2 separate regions of the Homo sapiens genome follow, and region 2 is linked to region 1. A link is a loop called in an ENCODE intact Hi-C map of the cell type or tissue named here. Cell type or tissue: GM12878. All regions are shown on one strand.

Region 1 (8,000 bases):
TCTCACCTTGCTCAAGCTTCTCATCTCACTTAGAAAAAGGAATTTTTACAAACAAATCTTTCCATTAGCATCATAATGTTTTTCATGTTTGGCTCTGACTCAGTTTCCTTTCACTTTCTGGGAGCCTTTCCTCACCCTCCTACCTCGCTCACTCTGCTGTGGCCCTACCACCTTTCTGTTACTCAAACTCGCTTTTCACCCTCCTGCTTGGATGAATGAGCAGAGTCATTGCTTGTAGTGTCCCCTTTGTCCAAAATGTTCTTCCCTGGATATTCCCTGGGCCTGCCACATTCCACGCAGGTTTCTGTCCAGGGCTTAACTGTTTTTTGTTTGTTTGTTTGTTTGTTTGTTTTTGAGATGGAGTCTTGCTCTGTTGCCCAGGCCAGAGTGCAGTGGCGCAATCTCGGCTCACTGCAAGCTCCGCCTCCCGGGTTCACGCCATTCTCCTGCCTCGGCCTCCCGAGTAGCTGGGACTACAGGCGCCCACCACCACACCCAGCTAATTTTTTGTATTTTTTTTTAGTAAAGACGGGGTTTCACCATGTTAGCCAGGATGGTCTTGATCTCCTGACCTCGTGATCCACTCGCCTCGGCCTCCCAAAGTGCTGGGATTACAGGTGTGAGCCACTGCGCCCAGCCACCAAGGCTTAACTCTTGAGCCCAGACCCACACCTAGCACGAGCTGGGCACTGAATCAGCAAAGACTTGGAACGCGTGAACACAGTTATTGTTGTTCTTTGTGTTTGCATGTGGTGAAAGATTGGCTCATACTATATGAAAATCACTGAGATTTTTTTTTTCTCAAATATCTGTTTTCTCGAAGATTTAGGTGAGGAGTAAAGTGAGCAAGCTATTTGTAAAAGTTTTCAGAGCAAACATTCCATGATCAAAACAGGATCAAGGATTTTGCCTTTTTGTGGCTTCTTTGGAAGGAATAAGTGTAGGTCCTCAGGCCACTTCATTAAAAAAATGATTAATAGACATACTACATCTCTGTTTTCTGAAGTGATACTTTAGTGTACTTTAATTTGTTTAAGAGCTGAGCTTACAAGGAAGTATGAGACCATTTCTGTTCCTACCCTCCCAGCTCCAATTATCTGCCTTTCTGTGTTTGGGGTGACATTAGATGCATAGGACTCTACCCTGGAAATTTCCCATTAAAATATTGTTTTTCAAACCCATAGGTATAATTTGACCTCTTTTGGATGTTTAAATTGAAAATATGTGAAGAACTTAAGTCCCTTTATTTTTACCCTCTTCTGTTATTGGAGTCTTCTGCTGTTTGTACTTTATGATTCTACTTCATGGCTTCTTCTAGGCCAGTTCCCCATTGCTCTGCTTCACTGGGGTGACCGAGACCTTAAAATAAATTCTCAATCAACATGTGTAAACCAAATGAATGATTATTTGGACCCCAATTCTATAGCATAATAGTCTAAACTTGCTAACTTGGGAGGCCAAGGTGGGCAGATCACTTGAGGTAAGGAGTTCAAGACCAGCCTGGCCATTGGAGACATGGTGAAAACTGCCTCTACTAAAAATACAATAATAATAATAATTAGCTGGGCGTGGTGGCGCATGCCTCTAATCCCAGCTACTCGGGAGGTTGAGACAGGAGAATTGCCTGAACCTGGGAGGCGGAGGTTGCAGTGAGCAGAGATTGTGCCATTGCACTCCAGCCTGGGCGACAGAGCAAGCCTTCGTCTAAAATAAAATAAAATAAACTTGCTAACTTCCAGACCTAAATCTAGAGAACAGGAATGCATTGCTTTAATATTATTCAGAATTTCTTAAAAGTTGCTAGGGCATGTTTTAGAAGAAAGTGATTGTTTTCATATGTGATGAGATAACAAAGGTGATAGAGTGAATATATTTCCAAAAATGAACGTTTATTTCCAATTTTCCAATTCTGTTTGTCAAAAAGGTTTCTCTCTCAACAAGATTATTATTTCCATGTAGAAAAAAGAGCAGGGATTTGTTAAAAACTGTATGTAATACTCTAAACAACCTCGGGGTAACCAAGTATTAGTTGCGGATAAACTTACTGATCATGGCACAAGTGTTGACCTAAATCACCTCTGACTATGTTAAAGCTGAAGGAGGGCATTTTGGAAGTGCAACTGGGTCTGCAGTCCTTGACACAGAAACACACTGACTCAACACCTTCTGACGCTGGAGACTTATGCTTGACAATTGCCCTTCAAGGATAAGAAAAATCCCAGCAAGGCACCGTCCTTGGTTTCAATGATGCCCAGAGAAAAGAAAAAGAAAAAAGAATATAAATCTGATTTCTTTTCCATTGAAGCAGTTTTAATGCTTCCAGTGAAACACAGAAAATAAAGATTTGTAATTGGGAGTTCAAGGCCATCCATAGCTTCTCTCCTGAGCTTCGTCTCTACATGTAGATTTCTTGAGTTCTAGCATTCCAATGGTACCATGTTTACATCTTTTTATTTTGGGACCTTGATGGAATAAATGGAGCTATGTAGTCTACCAGAGTATGACAGATAATGGATAGCTCGTCATTTAAAACAATCTTTTTTGCCGCTAATAATTATACTAGAATTTTAAATATGCTACCTCTTCCACCAGATGGTCTTGAATAATGCTTCCATCTACTTAATTGTGCTTTTTGTAAATCAGTTGCATAAAATCTTTTGATGCAGTTTCAAAGATCCCTTTTGTAGAAGCACGGAGATCATGTAATTGGCTGAGAACAACTATCCAGTCTGAGAGGATGACCTTTTACCCTCTACCCAAAAAGAGCACTCCAGAGAGAAAGGTGCCGTAATCTGGGTTTAAGGCTTCTTACCATCATGTGGAGAGCCTGTTTCCTGTGCCACACACACAGTGGCAAGAAAGCTCAGCTTCAACATTAATGTAGAACTTCCCACGTTGCTCTTGAGAAAATCCACTCCTTAAAGAGGAAGAAAGGACCTCACCCCATGCCTCCCTCCCTCGGTGGAGATGCCCACACATGGGCACTCGGAACCAGTTGCAGGCAACTGTGAATTGGGAGGAAGGAAAGAAGAGATTAGGACTGAAAGAGGTGAGTATGTTCAAGTCTGTTTCTAGTGTAGAGATAGCGAGATGGTCACCCGTTAATTCATTTGCAAGGCTGAGAGTAATGCTGAATCCTGGCTTAGGACACCAGTAGATGACTTCCCAACAAATAAGTGGACAAAAAGATGACACCACCACCTGAAGGAACTTTTAAAGCAATGAATGAAGCACCTTGAAAAGTTAGATTTTGGTTAAGAGACACATCCCCAAAGTTAAATGAAAAGGTAGAACCTGGCTTTGCAAAACTGATGAAAAATGGCCATGTATGCTACAAAGTAAGACCCTTTTTTTGACATTTTTTTTTTTCCATGAGAGTCAACAGGGGAAAGTTTGGCTAATGTTTTCTATCACTAAAGACTTAAAAAATAACTGGAAACATTCCCATAGGCTTTGTTTGTTTGTTTTTAAGAGGCTTGTTTCTCGTTTTTCCATGCAAATTAAAATTCCTAGTGTGGCTTCTATAAATTTGAACTTTTGAAAACTTTCCCTTAGCATTTGGCTCAAAGTGTAGCTGGCACTTCCGTGTGACAACAGAGAAATTTCAGTTCTGCTTTTCTTCAGAGCTGCGTGTTATGGGTTAGATAAGTAAACTTGGCTTTCTCTGTTCTAACGACAGTGTGTCCAGGGAAGCTGGAAGAAGAATGGCTCCAGGGTTCCTGTCGATGCCAGATTTCACCAGCGCTACCCTGCTTTTATCAGTTTTCCATATAGAGCTTTCATAAAGGTTTTCTTTTTCTGTTTTTTAAATTGTGGTAAAATACATATAACATAAAATTTACCATCCGTGACACTAACTGCATTTACCATGTTGTGATGCAACCATCACCACGAGAACATTTTCACCACCCCAAAAGGAAACCCCAAACCCATTAAGCAGTTACTCTTCATTTTCCCTCTTCCACCAGCCCGTGGCAACCACTAATCTGCTTTCTGTCTGTGTGGATTTGCCAACTCTACTTTTTATGTTTCATATAAATGGAATTATGCCATATACATAACCTTCTATGTCTCACTGCTTCTACTTACAATAAATGTTTTCAATCGAAGTTCATTCACCTTGTAGCATGTATCAAAATTTCATTCCTTTTTATGGTTGAATAGTATTCCATTCCATGAATATGTCACATGTTAAAAAATTCCTTCATGAGTTGATGAACATCTGAGTTGTTTTCATTATTTTGCTACTGTGAATAGTGCTAACATGAGCATTTTTGTGAATGTTTTTATTTGAACACCAGTTTCCAGTTCCTTGGGGAATATACCCAGGAGTGGAGTTCCTAGGTCATATGGAAATTCTCTACTGGGCTCATTGAGGAGCCATCAAATTGCTTTCCATGGTGGCTGGACCATTTCACGTTCCTGCTAGCAGTTTCCTAGGGTTCCAATTTCTCCACATCCCTTCCAACACTTGCTATTGTCCATTATTTTGGTAGTTATCTAAGTGTGTGTGAAGTATCTCACTGTGGTTTTGATTTGCATTTCCCTAATGGTTAATGGTATTAAGCATCTCTTTATGTGCTCATTGGTCATTTGTACGATCTGTGTTAAAGTTTTCTTTTTGAGAAAGTGTTTTTCAGTTTCAAAAACATAGATTGTAAATTACATTTAGAATGTGCCCATTTTTCTAGCCCAGCTTGGTCCCTTTGAGAAGTTGCCCTTGGTCCTGAAACCAACAGCACAATCCTGCCAGGTGCCAGTGTCCATGCAGTGAGCTCCTGAGCTGCCTGGTTCTACCTGCTAGTGCCTGGCTGTCTCTTGACTTATGTAGCTGAAATTTCTGCATTATCTCTTCTTCCATCTGCCCAATCGACATTATACCTATTATATCACAGGCTTGATTTGTAGTTCTGCTCCTTATATTTATCCTGTCACAGGAGCTAGCAGCATGTGCTCCAGAGTTGGACTGTGATGAAGACCTTGGAGAACCCAGTATCTCAGTTTTCTCAGCTCTAAAGTGGCTATCTCCATAGTACTTGCCTTGTAGATGTGTTGTATTAAATTAGGTAATGCATATACATCATTTGGCCTGGTGTTTTTGAGGTGTACACTCAATAAGAGGTACTTTATAAACATCTTGCCTCTCCCTTTGCATGCTAGTCTCCTTGTACTGACAACCTGGTGATCCCATCTGGGTCCCCTGATAAGACCTGGATAATATGACTCTCTAGTGTTCTTAAGATACTGTTACTAAAACCATCTTTATTTATTTATTTCAACTTTTATTTTAAGTTCAGGGGCACATGTGCAGGTTTGTTATATAGGTGAATTTGTGTCATGGGGGTTTGTCATACAGGTTATTTTGTCACCCCGGCATTAAGTGTAGTACTCATTAGTTATTTTTCCTGATTCTCTTTCTCCTTCCACCCTCCACTCTCTGAGAGGCCCAGTGTCTGTTGTTCCCCTGTTTGTACAGGACCATCTTTAAAGGCATTGGGACTCAATACACAATTTCTAAATATCATGGGAATTAGCAAATTAATTTATAAGTTTTTATACAGCAGTTTAATTCTGGGAATGTAATACCGTTTATTTCTGAACAGGAAATTTAATATCATCTACTTTTTATTGAGTGCCTAACATGTTCCAGCCACTTACTATAGGTGCTTATTATATTATTTCTAATTCTAGTAATAACGCTGAAAGTTGATACTATTGTCTCTGTTCAATAGTTGAGGCATAATTGAAGTCAAATGGGAGTAAGTAACAGACCGCAGGTCTTAAGGCAGATTCACTAAGTAGCAAGGTTAAAATTTAACACTCGGTCCCCATGATCCCCCAGTTTTTTGCTCCTTCTTAATCACCATACAACTGATATTAGAGTGAGTAGCTTTAGGCATTTACTAGAATGTTTGATATTCAATGAAAAAATTCTGAAGGTGCATGGACCAATAAATATTGTGAATATCCATGTGAAGTTTGTCACTCCCCCAAAATTTCATTCCTCTTCCCATCCTTTCCATTCCTCTTCCCTGCTGCTCGTGCTCTCTCTTTTTCTACCAGATGACAGATGACTAAACAAAATAATAAAATGTGAAGCAAGTTCTGTTTTGCCCATGGAGGTGGAAAGTGAGTGTGTATGATCCGTTGGAAGAATTTGGAGAAGATTCTCTAAGAATTAGGAAATCGTTACCTGACTGAATAAAGCATGTAGAATTATGATTATTATGCAGATGTGTATCTTGTTCCTGACAAACTATAATATAAAGCAAGTGTTCTGAAAATATGTTAATGAAAAGAAGAAAGTTACACAGGATGAGAAATTCACTTTCGCAATGCTTAATGTAAAGCTGATTATAATATTGAAGTCAAAATTAATTCAGTCTTAAGTCATTCAGATAATTGAATAAATAAAATTTATATTTAATCTGATGTAATTAGCATGTTTTTATATATCAATTTCAACAGAAGAAAGAAAAGTACCGCCCACTTTATTTTCCTATGGATCTGGGGTGGCAAAATAAATTTTCATCTCGTGTGTCTGCTACAGTCTCCCAAATGATTAGTTATTTATTCCTTGTCTGAATTTGCTGACAAGGTCACCCTCAGACCTTTGCAGGTGGCAGTTGAGAGAACTTCATAGTCACCTGACCTACTTCCAAGCTGTACCGTCTACATGATGCCCAGACACATTCGACTTCCCTCTTGACTTTCTCACTTGTTCTCCTTGCCTATTTATTCTAATTTTCATGTTATCTTGGTGTATTAGAGCTATAACTCATGTTAACTCTTTTTGAGAATATAATAGAGTGAAATAAAAATATAATGTAATAGACACTGTAATAGGTTTTCTGCAGATTACTTGAGCCTGGAGTGTCCCTGGTATGGCAAGGTTTCCAGTGGTAAAGAGCTAGATAAGATTTTAATCCCATCCAACAGGGGTGATTGATTCTAATCACCTCAGTTCTGTAACATTTTATGCAATGGTATAAGTCATGTAACCAAGCAAGTATTGGTGAATGTTTATATGTTCCAGATGTATCTATTTGTAGCCACTCCTATTTAAAATGTCCGGTTGGGTCCCAGATCAGAGAAACAATTATCATTATCTACAAAATGTATGCAATGCCAATATACTTTGAACAATAAGTACTAATAATAATACAGATTTCAAATGTAATATTCTTTGAAGTAAGCAAAATAGACAACTTGACCGTGCCTGTCAGGTTCTGGGGAAGAAAGTGCCCTGTACAACCATCTTGTTTTGCTTCTTTCAAACAATGTCGGAAGTTGAGGTGATAGCAGCATCAGTAGAACCTTTCTTTCATAGCTTAGTGTGAGTTTATTTGATCTTGAGGGGCCCATCTGGATATTCACCAGAGAAGTCTGCCTGTCTGCAAATGAACATAATTTTGTGTGTGGGCTGGTACAGCGTGGGCTACCACGAGCATGGGGACTGCAGCAACCTTTGGCTCGGGTGCATGTGAAGCAGGTGCTGGGCAGTAGGGAGGAGTTAAAACATCGCTTGGAATGTTCCGGCGAGGTATCATCATGTATGGGCTTAATAAGACGCCATGACAGCAGAGGATTCTTACTCTGTGGGAGCTGACTCTAGTCCCCTGTTAGGAGATGGCAGGAGCAGCTATTCACACATACTTGTGAAATAAAACTAAGTTACACTCACACAGAGCCGTAGTGACTATAAAGGCAGTGTACACAGCTAGACGCTTTTAACTGAAAACACAAATTTTAACAGAATGTTGGTAAAGACATGGAAAATGTAGTTTCCCCATTTCTTGTAAACGTGGTTTCAGCTCTCACATCTATCCTATCCTGTATCTGTCTACATAATGCCTGTCACATGTCCACCTTGAAATCCACAGGGTATTGTGGGTGGATCTGAGAACTGCTAGAGAAAATTCTGAGATGGAATCACAATGGCATGATGACTCATTTTTCTTTATGTGTATCTGTCTTCAATTTCTTTTTCTCGTGGCAGA
Region 2 (8,000 bases), 52 kb after region 1:
GATGCCGAAGTCACAGAAGATCCAACTGAAAATGCATAAGCAGATTCAAGGGTGTGAGTCATCTTGCTGGGAGCTAGGATGCAGGACGCTGATGAAAACAGTGTGAGCACCAGTTGCTGCCCACACTCTGGGGGATATTAGCTCTGAAAAGGATAGAGGCTGAGAAGTAGCCAGCAAAATTTCTTAAATCTGCCTAATTTTCCCCTACTTCCAAATCTTGGCGCAAGTCATTCTGTCTAAACCATCAACACCTCCTCCACCAGCCTCACTCTCTGCTTATGAATTTTCTGACTAAATTAATGGAAAACTTAGAAGCAATCAGTGGAGAACTTCCACACATTCATCCCTATGTCTGTATCAATAGTCAGTGCTATGGTTTGGCTGTGCTCCCACCCAAATGTCATCTTGAACTGTAGCTCCCATAATCCCCACATGTTATGGGAGGGACCTGGTGGGAGGTAATTGAATCATGTGGACAGTTTTTTTCCCATGTTGTTCTCGTGATAGTGAATAAGTCTCATGAGATCTGATGGTTTTATAAAGGACAGTTCCCCTGCACTTCTCTCTTGCCTGCCACCACGTAAGACGCACTTTTGCTCCTCCTTCACCTTCCGCCATGATTGTGAGGTCTCCCCAGCCATGTGGAGCTGTGAGTCCATTAAATCTCTTTTTCTTTACAAATTACCCAGTCTCGGGTATTTCTTCATAGCAGTATGAAAATGGAATAACAATCAGTCTACTTTTCCTGTTGTTACTATGAATAATTGGTCTACACCGCTGAGTCAAGTCAACCTCTTCTGTGCTGCAGCCTATTCCTTCCTGCCTTCCCAAGGACATTGTGCCAGCATTTTCTTCCTCTCTCCTGTGCCATCAATTCTCCCTTGTTTGTACACTGATGCTCGAATTTTCACATCCTGAAAACATCCTCTCACGACTCCACATTTTTCTTCATGTTCTGATTCATTTCTCTGCCTACACATGCTACTTCCAATTTCTCTCCTACTCTTTTTGGATTCGTTCAAATCAGTCTTTCATGCCTCTCCTCTTCACTGAATGAGATCTTATCAAGCTCCCCAGTGAGTTCTACAATGCTAATTCCACAAATCAATTCAGAGTTCTCATACTACACATTTGATTATTCCCACTTCTTAAACTCTTGCTTCTCTCGGCTTCCAGAACACTGCTTTCTGATGGTTCTCTTTCTACCTCACCGGACACCTCTTCCATCTTGCTGCTAGTACTTTGCCCCATTTTCCTGACGTCAGAATGCCCCAGAAACTTCTCTTTTAACTTCTCCTCATTTCCAGCTACATTGACCCCTATGTGATCCCATCCTGCATTTGTATTTAAGTATCATGTAAATACTGATGACTCTAAATCATCTCCAGCCTGGACTTGTACCTGCAAATTTAAATATTATAGATGTACTTGTCATGTCCACTTGGATTTCCAAACAATATCTCCAACTCAACCCTTCTAAAACCAAACTCGTGGCTCTTCCCTAACCACCACTCTTCTAAACTTGCTTCTTCTCCTGTCTTTTTTTTTTTTTTTTTTTTGAGGTGGAGTCTTACTATGTTGCCCAGGCTGGACTCAAACTTCCCAGCTCAAGCAATCCTCCCACCTCAGCCTCTTGTGTAGCTGGGACTACAGGCTCATGCCATAACACCTAGCTTAGTCTTTTTTTTTTTTAACCTTTTTTTTTAACCTTTCCAGTTGTCTAGGCAAAAACAATGTAGATAGTCTTGACTACTTTCTTTTCTTCATGCTTTCAAACTAATCCATCAGCAAATACCATAAACTGTCTGTTTGAAATAATCTAGCACCCCACCACATCCACTGCCACCATCTTCGCCCAAGTCAATTTCATTTCTTGCCTGGACTATTATAGTACCTTCTACGTACCCTCTCTGCTTCCACACTTGCCTACCCAGAGCGTCTTCTCAACAGCAACTAGAGTGACTTTTTGAAAACATTGTTTATGCCAGTCTTCTGCTCAGAGGCCTCCAGTAGTTTTCTAAACTTCACCAAAGGTAAAACCCAAAGTCCTTGCTTCAATGGCTTCAAGATTCTACCTAATCTGGGCTCTGGCAATTCTTTGACTTCATCTTCTCTTTCACTATCTTTTGCTCACTCTGTGCCAGCTATACTGTCCTATTGCCTGTTCCTCAAACAAACTAAACCTCTCAGGGTATTTGAATACTCTGCTTCTTTCTTACTGGTATTTGCTTCCCCTCAAATCTGTATAATTTGCTCTTTTACTTTTAAACATTTCTTCTCAAATATCACTTTATCATGAGACTTTTCCTATAAAAAATAACCTCCACTCCTATTCCTTACTCTCCTTTATTTTCTCCCATGTCGTCATACAACCTACCATATTTACTTGTTTGTGTATTTATTGGGTACACCCAATAAAATATAATAAGATCTATGGAAACTGGAACTTTATTTTCATCACTGCTTTATCTTCTACTTCCACTACTTAGAAAAGCACCCAATAAACGATTCTTGTTTGATAAACATTCGAATGAGTAAGAGTGAATGGAATGAATAAAAGTTGATTGGTGTCTAGCACCACCCAGAACATCATACTGATTCAATAAACAAGTATTGAAGAATGAATGAGTGAGTTTCTAAAATTGAGGAGACAGGTACCCCCTTGTAGGCTGAAGGCAAGAAGCAGTGGGGGAAAGGTAGATCTTGCTGAGTAGTTAGTTGAACAATATATAAATATGTAATTATCAAGTAAGCCCTAGAAATAAGAATACCAGGATATTTTGCACCATCAGCAACATGATAGAATGTGGCCCAAGTGACTCTCCCTGTGCAGGGTATGGCATGGAGAGGGATTTGGTTGTTCAGGACCAGCTGATAAGAGGGATTCCCAAATCAGAGGTTATGAAGAAGCTGAATCCAGGAAATCAACCAGAGTTAGAAGATAAAATGAGTCACCAGAACCAAGGATCCAGAACCAGATTATGGAAGCACCACGGCTGGCCCTAGCTCCTTGGGCAGGTAGCATTTAAAAGCCAGACATGGAGCAGACAGCAGACAGGGTGGTGGGATTCCCCCCACAGAAGCCAATCTGCTATACATGGAGATTTCTGACATAATAGATAATGTCTTTTAGGCCTAAAACCCAGGCTCTGATTTTGGCATTTAGGTATGGAGAAATATAGAGCATGAACATGCCACATGTCCCAGCTTGAAATCCTTTTCATTCAGTCCCAGACAAGACTCTTTACTTGTTATAACCAATTCGGACCCAGTACAGGTGTCTGACTGCAAGAGACAAGGCTACGTCAGTGAAAACTCTGCAAAACCAGAATCCCGATTGGCCCGCTCTGCAGAGGCCTCCTCTGGGAAGGCCTCATCTGGGAAACCCACCTTCAGGTTTCCCAATCCATTCCATTGGAATCAGATATTTTCCTCTCGTAAAATTGGCCACAAAATACAAAGTGCCCAAAGCACTTCATCAAACCAGCCAAAAAGCACAACTCTTCTTGGCTTTCTAAGAATGCCAGCTATATAATGAAAAACATCAACTCCAGCCTCCCACACGCGTGCCCTAGTTGGACAGGAAACAGCACTTTCTCCTGCCAGAGCATCCCTGCCCCTGCCACAGTGACCAGCGCAACCTGGCAGCCCCACAACCACAACCACAACCACAACTAGAAACCAAACTTCAGTTCTCACTGCTCCCCAGCTCAGGGTGCAAACTTCTGCTCTCAAACTGTTAAAGTGAATCATCAAAGGTCATTTAAAAATGTGGCACTTACTTGAATCAATGTCTTCTTGAGCCTTTTGAAAGGTGCAGCAGGCATAAAATTTAATATTGATCGTTGGGGCACATTCCATTCCCCCTTTCAGAGTCATTTCAGAATGACAAATCATTTGTTTTGATCCATAGCAGAGCAGGTCTACTGGACGCACGGGAGTCCCGGGCCTTCTTATTTATGCTAAGCTTTCTTTTTTCTGTCCACTTCTCTCAGTTGTTTCTCCCCGCCTTAAATTTCCTAGTTCCTGCCGTCCCCTTCTGCTGGCTCCTCTTAGCTCCTGTTCTAATTTCAACTGTCATTTCCCCTGCTCTCCCGAGTGCTCTGAGCTCCTGTTCTAATTTTTCATGTCTTCTCCCAGCGCTGCCCTCCTTTCTGCCTCTCTGGCCCTCTCCTGCTCGCCTTCCCTTTTTCTCTCACTTTTACTCTTCCGTGTCCCACCGGAGACTTTGCCTCAGGTTTTGCTTCATCTTCCGTTTTCTGCATAATGTTTAATGCAGCCAGTAACACAGTGTCCATCCAATCCACTGCCTAAATCACAGATTCACAAATATAATCCTATCTCTTCTAAATATTTCCTCCGCCACTTGCAGATTCTACTTTGTCAAAGAAAATATCCTTTTTTAAAAAAAGATTCCTTGGTTGATAAGAGACAAATACGTGGAGTTGATCTGAAAACCTCTCAATCTGATATAATTCTGTCCCAATTTAATTTTCTAAAGAAGTTGAGATGGATTTTCAATGAGTATAAGCAGCTAAAAGTGGTGAATGATCTTCTGTGAGCCCATCATTATCTAAATGGAAAACTAAGTTAAGGTTGCGTTTTGTAAGAGTCATTTCTCAGGGGTCTTCCTCCTCCCTCAGTTGCATGCAGAAACAATTGCACTCTTGTTAATTACAACTGAAATAATTTGCATTATTCACAACCTGCTACACCAAATGTATAAATGGCAAACAATCTGGATGGAATTTTGAACACACTGATTTGGCCTGGTGTGAAAGAAATTCTCACCAAATGTGATGTTGGGGTATGGAAAGCAATTCATAGTTGCCTTGGATATCCAGCCTTCCTAAGACAGGTATTGATAGGGGATTCTATCTACCTGTTTGCTCTTAAGGGCAAGAGGGCTCTTTAGTACAAAACTGTCCCAGCTTTCGGGATATGAATGTTCCATATTAATGAATGCATTCATGTCCATGTAAAAGAATATAGACATGATGCCAGAAGACACTGTGAGCTCTAGGTTCTTACTCAAGGGTGAGGGCATCTCTCCTAGACTTACATAAGAACACCAGTTGGCAAATTGAAACAACTTAGTCAGCCACCTGGTGATTTCCAGGAGGCTGTGTTCATGTGATGTATTTGGCCAGTTATTTTGGCAGAATGCCTCCTTACCTGAAACATAACATTTTAAGTTTGTTGGGAGTATACAAATGTAAAGGAAGAGAAAGTTTGTATCGAAAAGGTCAGAGTTTAAAACCGTACATGTTGCATCTTATGTTTTCAAAAAATTTTCCAATCTTTCTGGAACTAATTTCAAAGCACTTTAAGAAATTATTCATGACATTATATTCTTGGCTATGTATTATTGTTATTATCTTTACAGATGGCAAAGAAAATTTGGGGTTATGACATTCAACCCACATTGACTCAATAAACTTTCCGAGTGTCCACTTTGTACCCAGCACGGTGACGATGGGTGCAGGGGTCATAAAGATGAATAAGCCCAAGTTCTTTCTCTGGAGGGACTTCCAGTTAAAGGTCATGTCAAGGGTCAACCAAAAAGCCTCATCTCAAAATCTTAAACCCAAAAACCCTTCTCCACACAACATCCCTGGAGTTAAAACTCTCCAGGGCATTTGCCATAAAAAAGAAAAGAGCATAAAACACATGAATAAATGCCTGTACATATGTTACATTTTTCACTCACTCCTTACAAAATTTACAGAATATATACAAACTTCTCAAATACATGGTGGAGAAAAGAAAACGAAATGCAAATTTAGCCCCATGTAAGTTTCTGATTATTCCCCGCTTCCGATTAAGTTATTTTCCTTTTCTAACAATCTCCAGGTTTTTTTTTTTTTTCCATGAGAATGAGCAGAAAAACAAAAACATGGGGGAGGGGGAGACTCATAGCTCTGTTGAGAAACAGGAAGTTATATGAAACTTTGTTTGCCCTTTCTGCTGTGAAGAAGTTTGCCAAAGAGCTGTAACCCTGCACTCTGCTATGTAAACCACCTACAGAAATGGCAGAGGTCAGCGTGGGAAAAGAAGGGCCGCCTTGGGCCCAAAGTGACAACAAAAGTCAGTGCTTCCAGGCATCTCAAGATGAAAAGTAGAACCGTTCAGCAGTTTAGAATTGCTTGCTTGCTTGCTTGCTTCTTCCTGTTCTTCCTCTTTTCTCTCTTCCTTTCTTCCTTTCTCCCTCTCTTCCTTCCTCCCCCCTCCCTCTTCCTTCCCTCCCTCCCTCTTCCTTCCCCTCCCTCTTCCCTCCCTTCCCTTCTTCCTTCCTTCCCTCCTTCCTTCCTTCCTCCCTTCCTACTTTCCTTCCTTTCTTCTTTGCTTAATTTTAAATCATTATAAACTGATCATATTATACCGATCTTTTCACATGTAGTCTAGTGACCTCCACTGAGTCAACACTAGAATAATATAATCTCTTTTGTTGCTGTTGAATGCCCAGCTCCTGTTTTCTTTCTGCAGTTGTGTGTGACTATGAGAATTCAGAAGGAAATACCATCTACAACAGGAATGTTCAGCCTTCTTTTTCCATCCTTGTAGGGTTACCTGGGGATGCCACAGGGGGCCTCAGGGTTGCTGAGGAAGGCCATGGCGCTGGGCCCAGCAGCAACTCTTTTCTGTTATGTAGATAGGGGTTAAATCTATATGTTTTGAAGAAAGGGCTCTGTGGCTAAAAACAAATTTTGAAAAATTGTGGCTCCAGGGAATCTTTGGGGCTACCTACTGAAATATCCAGATAATTGAAGGTTCTTTTGTGCCTGGTGTTTGCTTTTGTTTCCCCCTCAGTTTCTAAGGTACTTGCTGCCTTTTCCAGTCACAAGACGGAAATGTCTTTATAGCTTCAATGGTTACAGGTGTAATGTGGCAGAAAATTCTGATTTTAGGCCTGTGGCCTTTCTGAAATTTTTATTTCTGTTGGGTCAGTTTAGCATTAGCCACACTGTGGCAAAAAGAAGCTGCTTATGAGGCTGTTATTTACGCTTTTGGGCAACGGAGGTGTCACTTAGTTTTTTAGACCAATATTTAATTTTCTACTCCCAGGAGTTGACTTGCAGCAGTGGGTCACACTTGAGTATGTGACAGCATCTTCTGGAGGGTGAATCACACGTGGTTGTCGGGCCATCCCCTGGAGTGGAGCCTAAGAACATGCATTTTTAACAGGTTCCCAGAGGCTGCTGCTGCTGGTCAGGGAAAGTCTCACTCTCAGAACCAACAACTGAGAATCATATTTCTTGTGAAATAGATGAGTTCTTAGGACTTCCCCTAGGAAATTTTGATTTAGGGGGTTGGGAGAGAGCTTAAGAATCAGTATTTTATTTCATTTAAATTTTGTTTTCTTAAAAAAACCAAATGCCTCAGATGAAACTTAATTTCTGGGAAACGTATTTTGTCTGTGTATCAGTTTGATAACTAGCTACAGGTTGTTTGCTGAGTTAGGCAACCAGTGGCCAATCTTCTCCAGATGCCTAAATGTCTGATTTAAGACAGAACAAGAAAGACAATTGGTCTGAATCAATTCAGCAATGGGAAATTAGACTGGATGTTGAAGGACAAGTGGGAGTTTTCTGGGTGTGATAGGTGGGTAAGGAGGATATTCAGTTGGAGAAGTGAGGTGTGCAAAGTCACAACAAAACCAGAGTGTGGCAAGCTGTAGAACCAGCACCTGATTTATGAAGGCTCCAGGTGTTCTGCGGCCTCCTTACTATGTGCTGCCATAACAATCTGTTTTCCCTTCAGTTTCTCTGCAAGACTGAATGTTGGACTTCTTTTTAAGGGCAGGGAATGAGTCTTGGGCCTCTTACTCAGACGGTGGTGTGCTCACGTAGGCCTGTAAATGCATGATAGGTAAATTAGCAGTGGGCAAGGAGTTGAGAAGTCAAGTTAGAAAGACTTAGTTTGGTACCAGATTACAGAAGACCTTCAATTCCATGATAGGAAGCCCGTGCCTAAAAGTGTTATGAAGCCATAAAATTAGT

Evidence for each region. Hi-C counts contacts between places; a loop is a spot of excess contacts. Peaks named below come from ENCODE experiments on the same cell type or tissue, not always from the same donor. Only the 100,000 strongest peaks of a DNase experiment are listed, where the experiment ranks them.
Region 2: a loop joins it to region 1, with 2.6 times the contacts of the local background. A loop is called at or near these places in 3 of 110 quality-filtered maps.

Annotation. Positions count from the first base shown.
Region 1 is chr15:96,038,737-96,046,736 of GRCh38, reverse strand. All of the region lies in intron 1 of LOC112268156 (a long non-coding RNA gene), which reads right to left. It overlaps LOC105370998 (a long non-coding RNA gene), which reads left to right. Exons shown (of 4, transcript XR_001751688.2): 4 at 2,667-4,114. Among named protein-coding and RNA genes, the nearest start is that of NR2F2-AS1, 280 kb to the left of the region's middle. In GM12878, no CTCF peak of the experiment used is centred here; DNase peaks (open chromatin) are centred at 3,736, 3,874 and 7,906; H3K4me3 peaks cover 305 bases; H3K27ac peaks cover 1,680 bases.
Region 2 is chr15:95,986,667-95,994,666 of GRCh38, reverse strand. LOC112268156 (a long non-coding RNA gene) reads right to left here and starts at 4,232. Exons shown (of 2, transcript XR_002957737.1): 1 at 3,783-4,232. In GM12878, no CTCF peak of the experiment used is centred here; DNase peaks (open chromatin) are centred at 3,667 and 5,997; H3K27ac peaks cover 458 bases.